2 separate regions of the Homo sapiens genome follow, and region 1 is linked to region 2. A link is a contact called in ENCODE Hi-C or POLR2A ChIA-PET data. All regions are on one chromosome and are shown on one strand. Each heading gives the region's core, a stretch centred on a gene start or an enhancer-like site at or near the end of the contact. The rest is flanking DNA. Distances are from core to core; before and after follow the strand shown. Region 1 has its middle 23 kb from the start of MCF2L-AS1. Region 2 overlaps ATP11A (ATPase phospholipid transporting 11A).

Region 1 (5,992 bases), core at 3,445-5,944, 69 kb before region 2:
AAGAGTATTTAGGGAAGAAAACCAACAGTGTGGCCTACTTTCATAAGATTAGTATGGATTGAAGGAAGCCTGGTGTTATTCATAAAGATTATGGACTAACGGCCCCAAGGGCATTTCGGAGATCTTCAGGGTTGCCATGCCCATCACAGCACAGAATAGTTTAGGGAGAGAAGCCCAGGACACCCATGCAACCTCACTGCCCACAGCCATCTGAGGTCTCTATTCTCCACATTCTGGCACAGCACTCCTTGGTCACACAGCTATGGCTCAGGTGTCCAGAGGATGCAAGCAGTCATCCTTGGCAGAGTCCACGTGGTGCTAATTCTGCAGGCACACAGAGTGCAAGAGCTGTGGGGGCATGGCTTTCTCCTCCACCCAGACTTCAAAGTATGCTGTGGATAGCCTGGGTGCCCAGGCAGAGACTTGTTGTAGGGACAGAGCCACCACAGAGAGTCTCCACCAGGGCAATGCCTAGTGTAGCTGCGGAGGTAGGGCCACCCCTGAGACTCCAGACCTACTGAGCCACCAGTGTGTAGCCCCAGCCTGGGAGAACTGCTGAGGTGAACTGAGCCCAGCAACCCCTGGGGGCAGGGCTGCCTGAGACCTGGGGTGCCCAACCCCACCCCAGGGTGTCCAGAAGGTGGGGCATGGAGTCGAAGATGATTCTGCAGCCTTAAGATTTAATGTTGTTTGCCTTGTTGAGTTTTGGACTTACTTGGGGCCCGTTACTCCCTCTTGCCTATTTTTCCTTTTGGAAGGGAAATGTCTGTCCTATGCCTGTCCCACCATTGTACTGTGGAAGCACAGAACTTGTGCGATTTCACAGGCCCACGGTTGGAGAGGAACTTGCATCAGATGAATCGTTCCTTGAGTCTCAGTCACACCTTATTTAGAGGAGACTCTGGAATTTAGATTTTTGAGTTGGTGTTGGAATGAGCTAAGACTTTTGGGGTATTGAGATGGAATAAATGTATTTTGCATGTGAAAAGAACATGCATTTTGGGGAGCTGGGGGTGGAATGCTATGGTTTGTATGTGTCCCCTCAAAAATCACACGTTGAAACCTAATAGCCAATGCTGTGAACAGGCGGGGTCTTTGGTAGGTGGTTAGGACAAGGGCTCCTCCCTAACAGAGGCTTCACTGGCCCTCCTGCCTTTCACCCTGTGATGCTGGCTCCTTGATCTTGGACTTCCCAGCCTTGGGAACCATGAGGAAATAAATTTCTGGTTTTAATAAATTACCCAGTCTGTGATGTTTTGTTATAGGAGCACAAACACACCACAGTAGACAAGCCCTGCGTTTAGGACGCACGAGACCAAAAGAAACCCTGGGAACTCACCCTGCCACTGCTCCCTGGGTCCTCAGGCCCGTGACTATTCTGCCTCCTCCTCCCCCCCTCAGAGTTGTCCTGTGTGTGCTTCCTACATTGAGTCCAGGGTTCTTTGTTTTACTCTTGGGAAGAGCAAGAAAAAGTATGTCTGTTCCACCTTCCTGGGATGAAGTCTTTTGTGGGTTAGTTTCTAAAGTAAAGCCACGGGATACGCATCCTCACAGTGCCTCTTCTGACTACGAGTCCTAAATACACCCTTTATTCAGGTTCTGTATCTGAATTCATTCAAAAGGAAGTCCTAAGACAACAAGGAGTGTTAGGTGTCAGTTTCACCACCTAAGAGGAAAACAATGACCTTGAGGAAACCTCATCTGTGACACCCATTTTCATCACAGCAAAATCTCAAGGGGGCTGGATCAGCAGACACAGAACTCTAAGTCCCTCTGAGCCCTCTGGAATACAACCCTGACTTGTCTTTGTAGTTCCCACTTCCAGCCCATTTGTACAATGTTTAATTTCCTATAGTAAGGCATGTACTTCAATATAGGTTTTAAAAATTAAACAAAGCAATACGTTTACCACAAGGTATCTAGCTACTGATTATCTCATGTGGGTCACAACCACATGTGTTTTATTTATTTAGGGATTAAAGTTACTATAGTTTTTTTTTTTTTATCAGAAAGGGAGAAACATTATCTTTAGTCATATGTATTTCTTGGAGGATCTTGGATAGTTTTAGTCAGAATACTTTGGCAGGGTGGCAAAATGATGCTTCCTACATAAATTTTGACATTTCAAATAAAAAGATGATAAAGTGAAAAGTGATTTAAAAATTTTAGCATGAGTTATCAAAAGCTCTAGAATTTCAACAAATACAAATGGAAGAGAGTTTAAAATTTCAAAGACAAATATTCTCAAAACATGATACCCCAGAAGAGCCCGGGCTGGCGTGCTGATGAGCTCAGGTTTCCGGTCTGAACACGCAGCAGCTCCTCACCTGTCTGAAGCCACATGGAAGCCACAGGGACAGTCCCAAAGAGAATAAGAAAATTAGAAGAATAAAGTACACGGCACAAACCCATCTCTCCATGGGCCCCTCCTCATCAATTCACCATCTACATGTTACTTTTGTACATCTATGATGAATGTCAGTGCCAACCCAATTATTGCTTTTGACAACCACACTTACTGAAGGTACAGACTGTGCCAGGCACACTTTATCATTCTCCCACTAGACAGAACCGCCATGATGCAAGATGCCATCCCATTTCGCAGACCAGGGCATGAGGCCATGTGAGCATCCAGGCTTGTCTCCCACTCACTGTGTCTTCCTGCTCAGCAGGGCAGGAACTGCTGCTCAAGGTCAAAAAGGCATCCCAGAAGAATGGTGCCATCACTGCAAAGCAGTGACTACTTTAAACAAATCTCATAAAAAAAGATCCCAAAGATAGTGAATCAAAATCATTTCTTTATATAATAAGCACTTTAAAAAACATTAATAGACTTTATATTTTAGAGCAGTTTTGGGTTTTACAGAAAAATTGGGCAGAAAGTACAGGGAGTCCTCGTATACTCCCCCTCTGCCCCACTTCCTTCCACAGTTATTATAACTTCTTGCATTGGTGGCCCATACATTACAATTTGATACATCATTACTAACTAAAGCATATCGTTTACTTGAGGGTTCATGCTTCCTGTTATGCAGTTTTAGGTCTTGAGAAGTGCATAATGTCATGGATCATGCAGAATAGTTGCACTGCCCTAAAACTCCCCTGTGTGATAAACACTTTTTAAAATCAAAAAGGCAATGGAACATTCTGTATGACACTGCAATGGTAGATATGTATATAGAGCACCAAGACTGAGCCTAAACAGCAGCTCCAGGCAGGACCCCACTCCCTTCAGGGCCCACCCTGCACCATCTTCCTCAAATGTTTTATACAAAAAAAAAAAAAAAATAGTGGTGCCTAATTGGCATTGCATCGATTTTCTTAAGAGCCAGGACTAACACAAAGTGATTTCAAAGCTTCCATTAGGACACCATGAACACTGGGCCCACGGTGGTGGCATCAGGCAGACCTTGCTCCCTTCTGCACAGAGCTTGCAGAGAAAGCCCAGGCAAGTAGGGTGGAGGGCCTTCCCTAAGAGGCTGGCTCTTTCAGAAGTTCAGGTTTGGCCGGGCGCGGTGGCTCACGCCTGTAATCCCAGCACTTTGGGAGGCCGAGGCGGGCGGATCACGAGGTCAGGAGATCGAGACCATCCTGGCTAACACAGTGAAACCCCATCTCTACTAAAAATACAAAAAATTAGCCGTGAGCCGAGGTTGCGCCACTGCACTCCAGCCTGGGCGACAGAGCGAGACTCCGTCTCAAAAAAAAAAAAAAAAAAAAGTTCAGGTTTAGCGGGACAGGACTGACAGATTGACAGCTCTTCTGCGGCTTAGCACTGGTGGTGCATAGCATTCCTGGAACGCATACTAGGAACGCGACCCTTGAGCAGGCGGCATCCCCCAACTCCACAGAGAGACCCAGGTGTTCACCCAGGCCAGATGGAGCAGTAACAACGTCTGTGCTGCCCCGAGACACCAGAGCACACATACGCTGTAGGGATTGGCCCAGTCTGCGAACCCCACTCATGACGGGGCCAGAGCAATGGATTCCCAGTAAATGAGGGTCATGAGCTTGCTCTTCACCCGGGACCCTCCCTTCATGGCCCGGGACCCTCCCCTCACAGCCCAGGACCCTCCTCTCACGGCCCGGGACTCTCCCCTCACAGCCCAGGAGCCTCCCTTCATAGTCCAGGACCCTCCCTTCACGGCCTAGGATCTTCCCCTCCCCTCACGGCCCGGGACCCTTCCCTCATGGTCCGGAACCCTTCCCTCAGCCAAGACGCTCCCCCCACAGCCAGGGACCCTCCCCTCACGGCCTAGGATCCTCCCCTCCCCTCAAGGCCCGGGACCCTCCCCTCACCCGGGACCCTCCCCTCACGGCCCGGGACCCTCTCTGCGCCCCTGGCCCGCAGGGCTCAGCTCCTCAATGCTGGTCTGAGAGGCCCGAGAGCGTCTCCCTCTCAGTTCTCAGTTCTCGGGGCCGCGCTGTCCCCGCTGCCACCGAGATCCCCTCACCCCGCCTACTACGCCTCCCGCCAGGTCCTTCCGGTCCGCCTGAAGTCTGTGGAGGCTTCCAGAAAATGCTCCCAGATCTCCGCCGGCCCGAGCCGAGCCACCGCAGGCTGCTCGGGCTCCCGGCGGTGTGGTCCCTCCAGGAGGGAACTGCGAGCGCTCCCGCCTTCCCCGTCTGTCCCCGGGTAAGGGACTGGCCGGCAGGTCCCGCCCCCCGCGCCTCCTCTGCGCCTGGGCGCCTGCACGGGGCCTCCTCCTTGAAAGGCGCGGAGTCTCGGCTCTGGCTGCGGTGCTGCAGGCGCAGCCTCCCTGGAAGGCACCGCGCCGGGAAGAGCGGCCCGTCTCTCAAAGCCCGGGCCGCCGCGCCCCGGCCCCTGCAACCAAGGCGGCGCCTCTCCCGGGCGCCGGCGCCCTCCGTTGGGCGTTCACGCCTGCGGCGCGGAGCCGGGGACCGGGAGCTGGGAGCCGCCGCCCTCCCCGCGCCTGGGCTCTGCGGCCGGGGGCCCTAGAGCTCGACCGCGACCCCCCAACCACAGCCTCGGGAGTGGGGCGCACAGCGTCGGGACTCAGCACAGGCGCCGCGGGCACAGGCGTGGCCGCCCCACCTGTGCCAGTGGGAAACATGGTGAGGACAGAAGTCCACTGAGGGCTGTCACCTGCGATCCTTTAAGTCACACCTGCTGAGCCCTAGGCTGGATGCTCCTCGCAGCTGTTTCTGACAGCCTTCACCTCAAAGTTTACCAGGTTTTTGCTAGAAATCTCTCAGGCCTCTCTGAGCGCCTTCCTGGCTCTGCATTTCCATTTCTTCCAAATGGCATTCCAAAATGTCCCCATTATCTTCACACACCATATCCTTTGGACACATGTCAATCCTAAATACAGAAGGAAAAATGGAACAGCAGCTCACGAGGGTGCTGTCCCACCTTTCCTGCCCAACAGCACCCTCTGCTGGCATGTGGGGATGGTGCGGAGAAGGACTTAGTAGGACATGGCCACGCCTACCAGGTGGGTGGAGAGAATGTTAAGTCACCCACAATAGGGGAGCAGAACCACATCAAGAGATGTCCCTGCCTGCACCCGCTGCACATTCCTGCAGGCAAAACTTGGTTACCTGCATCTGAACTCATTCACTTCGTTTTACACGTAACTAGACAGAGTTTTTTTACTAATTTAAAACTAGACTAGATTTTCTTAGAATAAATTATTGTGTAAATCAGACAGGTGGACTGTAGGGTCCAGCCCCACAGGGTCAGTGGGTTTTCTCCCCGTGTGTGGAGACGAGAGAGTGTAGAAATAAAGACACAAGACAAAGAGATAAAAGAAAAGACAGCTGGGCCTGGGGGACCACTACCACCAAGACACGGAGACTGGTAGTGGCCCCGAATGCCAGGCTGCACTGATATTTATTGGATACAAGACAAAGGGACAGGGTAAGGAGTGTGAGCCATCTCCAATGATAGGTAAGGTCATGTGGGTCACATGTCTACCAGACAGGGGGCCCTTCCCTGCCTGGCAGCCGAGGCAGAGAGAGGAGAGAGAGA
Region 2 (5,799 bases), core at 297-2,796:
TGCCTTTTGCATCAGTCTTTTTTCTCTTATTTGTGTCTCATTTCAGATGACTGTTTAGGTTGAAACATAAAATTAGACATCGGTCATCGCAAATGTACCTGATGTTTAACATCATGCACCGTCAGGACACTCATTAGTGATACCTGAACTGATCACGTTTCATGAAATCCAAACCTTTCACACTGTCTTTCAAAACGGTCATCTCCCAATCCTAAGGCCAGGGCCCTGAGGCACCCCCGCCCCGGCTGGGGACACTCCGTACCTGGACTCTCTCTGTTGCTGTTGGCCACAGCTGCCGGCACAGGACTTTCTTGAGGACGTCGGGAAGGAGGCTGATGGTCACCAGCAGCACGATGGCCAGCCAGGCGGGCCCGCTGGACAGCATCTGGATGAACACGTAGTACATCCTCTGGTAGTTGAGGAACGGCCTGAGGGGCAGGGAAGAGAAGCCGCTGGTGAGGCATGTACTCCCTGGGGCTGGCCTCTCTACTCACTGGAGAGGCCGTCTGTTCAGGGAGTTTACACTTTTGTCAGTGAGAGTTGCTTGGCAAGCCACGGAGCCTGCTCTGAATTTATCATATAAAAAATGAACACTGAACCTCCCGGTAATGCTGGGGTAAGAGGAACGGGAGAAGGAATTCTATGAAGTCATCTCAAATGGGACATAGAAGTCTCTGAAGTTCAGTTTCACAGAAGCAAAAAAAAAAAAAACAAAAAACAAAACACAAAGGGATTGAAATAGGGATGTTTTTCTATCTTGAAGTCTCGGATGGGAAGGACGTCCCGAGCACTGGTCGTCAGTACAGAGCAAGCAATGACTTCTCTCCCCAGAAAGAGGATGATTCAAAGACGTCTGCGTCAGCCTCCATGAGGGAGGCTGGCAAGGATGCAGGGACCAGTGACCCGCAGCCAGCCCGAGCCCACAGGTCCACGTCTATACGTGCCTTCCGGTAACGTTTCCTGATCGCCTTTCACATCCCAGGCACTACGGATGGTGGCAGAGACACAGAGATAGGGCCCCAGCTCCAGGAAGCACAGTGAAACTGGTGTGTGGACAACAGGAGGGAAACGGAAGCAGGGCATGGTGGGTAACGGGAGGGACACGCAGCTGCTGGCAGACCTGGGATGGGGCTGGGGGCACCCACGTGGTGCTGGTGGCGGGCAGGAGGATGGGGTCTCATCACCAAGCGGTGGTGACATGGTGAGCTCCCAGCACATCAAAGACGTGGGGTCAATGTTTTAGGAAACAATGTGAGAGGCTGTGGTTCTACCAAGGCTGACGGGCTGTGGCTCCTTGGCTACAAAGCCCAGGAGCTGGTCAGAGAGGTTTGGGATGGAATCTTCCTCTTACAGAGCCATCGCCTTCAGGGCTGTTAGAATGGCCGGGCTCTCCAGAGCCGGGCTGGGCTCTCTAGAGCTAAGCAGGTTTCTCTGGGGCTGACAGGGTGCCTGACACCCTCCAAGCTGGGCTGTCATCTCTGAGACTGTGTAATGCAACTTGGGGCCACCAGGGGCCGCTGGCTGAACGAGAGAATCCGGAGGGACTCTTCCTGGGCTGAGAGTCCCGCCCAGGTCAGGGGCCCTGAGGGATCCTGAGTGGGTTGCTGGCTTTCCCTAGGCCGGCTACTGACCCCAGGTCTGCAGAGGGCTGTGGCAGAGGCTGCTGCGCTGGGGCTGAGACTGGGACCTGGCCCTGGGCCCATACCACTCAGCGTCGTTTCCTGGCTTACAGCGACAGTCTCTAGACTGACCACCCTGCCTATGTCGCTCTCACCAGCTCAACACGCAGCCACCGTGGGGTTTTTAAAAGAGCCACTCAACTCTGCTGTGCTCTGCCTCGACTGACCACGACAGCCTCGAGCCAGGATCCTCACGGCCGGCGGTCCAGGAGGCCACCATGCCTGCTCTGCAGCCTGGTCCGGGCCCCTCTCCGCTGGCCACGGCTCCCACTCACGGAGGACCTCCTCCCGCCCGGGCCTGCGTGCCTGCTGCTCTCCCCCAAACCAGAGGCTCCCCGATGAGTCAGGCTGCTGCGGGCAAGGTCCAGCCCCACCATGCCTGGGCCCCATCTTGCTGCGGGGCGTGAGGATGGAGTGAGACAGGACCTGTCGAATGCCTGGCCAGTGCCTCGTTGTGGGAGGCGGTTACCAGCTGGGACTTGCTGTGATGATGGCGCTCTTCTTCCAGGTTTCAAATGACTGTTTCTGAAAAGTCACCTCTGGCCTTTCAATCTGACATGGGTCCCCTGGTGCGGAATCCTGGTCTGTTCCTCCGTATAACTCGTCACAAGCTGTTATCAGTTAGCGTCTTTCTCCCCCGGAAGATGCAAGTCACCGGAGCAGGAACCCCCCGGTGTCTTGCCCCCGACTGTATCCCAGGACCCCACGACACCCAGCACACAGCAGCCATTCAACAAACACTTGCCCCAACCAACAGGGCCGCACGGAAAATGTGTCTTCAACCCTTGATAAAAAAATAACAACCACATGATATTTATCAGATTATCAGCTACTTATCAGATATTTACCAGATCACTCCTCCCCAGAGAAGCGAAAAGACAACGTAGAACAGCAGCGACCCCCAGATGACAAAATGGTTGATCCAAGTCCAGTAGTGTGTGTCCAATGCAAGCTAAAAGGAAAAAAAAAAGGGCAGTTAACGGTGTCATCTGAGCAGTGAGAATGATCGTGATGGGCAGGACAGAGAGCCGGGGGGTGACGAGAAACTAAACCAAACGCAAGACCCAGCAATGACGACTCAATGCCTGCAAAACACGGCTCAGGAAGACAAAGCCACACCTCACACCGCTCAGGAAGACAAAGCCACACCTCACACCGCTCAGGAAGACAAAGCCACACCTCACACCGCTCAGGAAGACAAAGCCACACCTCACACTGTTCAGGAAGACAAAGCCACACCTCACACCGCTCAGGAAGACAAAGCCACACCTCACACCATTAAGGAGACAAAGCCACACCTCACACCACTCAGGAAGACAAAGCCACACCTCACACCGCTCAGGAAGACAAAGCCACACCTCACACCACTCAGGAAGACAAAGCCACACCTCACACCGTTCAGGAAGACAAAGCCACACCTCACACCATTAAGGAGACAAAGCCACACCTCACACCACTCAGGAAGACAAAGCCACACCTCACACCGCTCCAGAAGACAAAGCCACACCTCACACCGCTCAGGAAGACAAAGCCACACCTCACACCGCTCAGGAAGACAAAGCCACACCTCACACCGCTCAGGAAGACAAAGCCACACCTCACACCGCTCAGGAAGACAAAGCCACACCTCACACCGTTCGGGAGACAAAGCCACAGCTCACACTGCTCAGGAAGACAAAGCCACACCTCACACTGCTCAGGAAGACAAAGCCACACCTCACAGTGTGAGTGGAGAGGAAGAATGTGGGGACGCCACAGCCCTGGGTCCTAGGTAAGGGAGCCATGGATGTATTTCCCAGATGGCAGCATGCGGGCCACAGACCAAGGTGTTGTTTATATCGTCACCGAAGAAAGTCATTCAGATTAAGGTGTTCTTTATGTCTCTACTGAAGAAAGTTACTTCTTAAAATTTTTTTGAGACAGTCTCGCTCTGTCGCCCAGGCTGGAGTGCAGTGGTGCGATCTTGGCTCACTGCAACCTCCACCTCCCGGGTTCAAGCGATTCTCGTGCCTCAGCCTCCCAAGTAGCTGGGATTACAGGCGCGTGCCACCATGCCCGGCTACTTTTTGTGTTTTTAGTAAAGATGGGGTTTTGCCATGTTGGCCAGGCTGGTCTCGAACTGCTGACCTCAGGTGATCCATCCACCTTGGCCTCCCAAAGTGTTGGAACTACAGGTGTGAGCCACTATGCCTGGCCAGAAAGTTACTTTAGAGTCAGGTGTTGTTTACATCACTATCTAAGAAAATCACCTTAGGAATGTTTTGGTATCACTTTTTAAGACTCAGTCTGATAGGTTTTGAGATTTCATAATGATATATTCTGTATATAATTTCACTGAACTTTAAAGAGTGAAATTTTTCAAAATACATTAATTTGTTTCAATTAAAGTGTATTTTGATGGCGCTGGGGGGAGGGCTACTTGCCACTGAAAACAATTCTAGCCTGAATTCTTTCACAAAGAAGCAGCTTGCTCCCGAGGTTACCTCCGGTGTAGCTCTGGGGTTTGCACATGGGGTGGCCGGGTGTGCTGAGTGGCTGTGCATTACTTGTCTAAACAGCAGGACAAGGATGCCCAGGGGTGCCCCAGGAGCCAGCCAAGGCTGGGTGGAGAGTGGCTTCCAGCCTCAGTACAGAGTTATAATTCAGAGAGCTCAGAGCGCGTGAGGCCTACACTGCAGGGGTTCACTGTGGCTGGGGGAGGAACGTGAGCGCGAGACCACTTACCTTTAGTGTAACTGTGAACACCATCACGGTGAATACCAGCGTTCCAAACGTCCAGTTTCCAAATATCTGTTTGGGGAAAATAGTCCAAGTCATCTCGTTTTTATGTATTTTTTTTTCTCTTTCACAATCAAGAGTTTTAGAAAATACACCTCATTTTTCTTGTGTGCCAACACTTCAAACCCCAAAGATATAAGCACTATATTTTCTTATTATCCCGTAAAAGAAGATGCAGCAACTCCCCAGAGCACGGCAGGACGCCCCCATTTCCCGGCTGCATCTCCCACCACCAGTTCTGTGGCTTGGTGATGGGCTCAGAGCCTGCCTATCTGCAACTTGCTGCCCGCTCCTGACGCTGGCCCTGCTCAATGCTCTCAGCCACAACAGACGTCCCAAGGTCTCAAACTGAGCACAAAAACTCCCTCACAGCTGGCATTTAAATATCCATAATGCAAACTCGGGTACACGCAAACCTCCTTTTTCTGTTTTGTGTTTTACGTAGAAAAGACAGTTGCCTGAGTACCCAGCTACATTCCACGGGTTTCAGGAACAAACTCACAGACTGTGTCTGTTCCCTTCTGAACTCAGCTCAGACTCCTGCCTGCTGTTGAAGAACAGCGGCGGGAACGTTCTGCGAGTAAATGCAGAGGAAACACCCCAGGCACCCATGCAGAGGGGGAAGCCTGGGGGCTTCCCTCGGGGAACCTCCCTCAGGACAGAGAAGACAAGCCGGCAGACAGGACAGGGCTGGACAGAGGCTGCCCCGCGTGCGGCCAGAACCACAGATCCGCCAGCAGTGGTGCCCAGGTGGCCGTGGAGGAGGGAAGGTCAGTGGGACCCACGAGCTGCCAGCTGGCAACGCAGCACAGACACAGACACACCCGTGAGGACCGCGTGCCCGACCCGTGAGGACAGCACGCCTCTCTACCGCACGAGGCACAGGCCAGAAAGGGCTGCTGCCCAGACCACCCCCCGCCTTGGGGAAAACCCCCGACTGGAAACTTGTTTCGGGAGAACCTGCTTTCCTTTGGGACGCTCCTGCGCTGTGGCCCAGACGATTTCTAGTTTATCGGATTCCATGAACTGCACCTCGCAGGGAATTTTATTTTATAAAGAATTAAAAAGCGGGCCGGGTGTGGTGGCTCATGCCTGTAATCCCAGCGCTTTGGGAGGCCGAGGTGGGCGGATCATGAGGTCAAGAGTTTGAGACCAGCCTGGCCAACATGGTGAAACCCCGTCTCTACTAAGAATACAAACATTAGCCGGGCGTAGCGGCGCCTGCCTGTAATCTCAGCCACTAGGGAGGCTGAGGCAGGAGAATTGCTTGAGCCCGGGAGGCGGAGGTTGCAGTGAGCAGAGATCACGCCACTACACTCCAACGTGGGCGACAGAGCACAGA

What was found. A loop is a pair of places that touch in the nucleus more often than their neighbours do. ChIA-PET counts read pairs that join two places held with the same protein, here RNA polymerase II (POLR2A). Pooled maps may share reads with other maps.
Region 1: a pooled map shows a loop between it and region 2 (5-fold over the local background). The contact joins two enhancer-like sites. A Hi-C loop is called at or near these places in 1 of 168 maps with a recorded cell type or tissue (PC-3) and 6 of 50 pooled maps. POLR2A ChIA-PET finds 5 or more read pairs at or near these places in 1 of 52 experiments (PC-9).

The regions. Positions count from the first base shown.
Region 1 is chr13:112,942,298-112,948,289 of GRCh38, reverse strand. It overlaps a transcript of MCF2L not described here. Among named protein-coding and RNA genes, the nearest start is that of MCF2L-AS1, 23 kb to the left of the region's middle. RefSeq lists a silencer at 4,599-4,778. Within about 2 kb of position 4,694, at least 16 of the 41 ENCODE cell types and tissues checked have a DNase peak (open chromatin) inside an H3K27ac peak, as active enhancers do.
Region 2 is chr13:112,870,405-112,876,203 of GRCh38, reverse strand. It overlaps ATP11A (ATPase phospholipid transporting 11A), which reads right to left. Exons shown (of 30, transcript NM_015205.3): 26 at 4,404-4,469; 27 at 2,528-2,631; 28 at 263-428. Among named protein-coding and RNA genes, the nearest start is that of MCF2L-AS1, 95 kb to the left of the region's middle. RefSeq lists a silencer at 783-972 and enhancers at 2,863-2,912, 2,534-3,033, 3,034-3,535, 2,675-3,874. Within about 2 kb of position 1,546, at least 20 of the 41 ENCODE cell types and tissues checked have a DNase peak (open chromatin) inside an H3K27ac peak, as active enhancers do.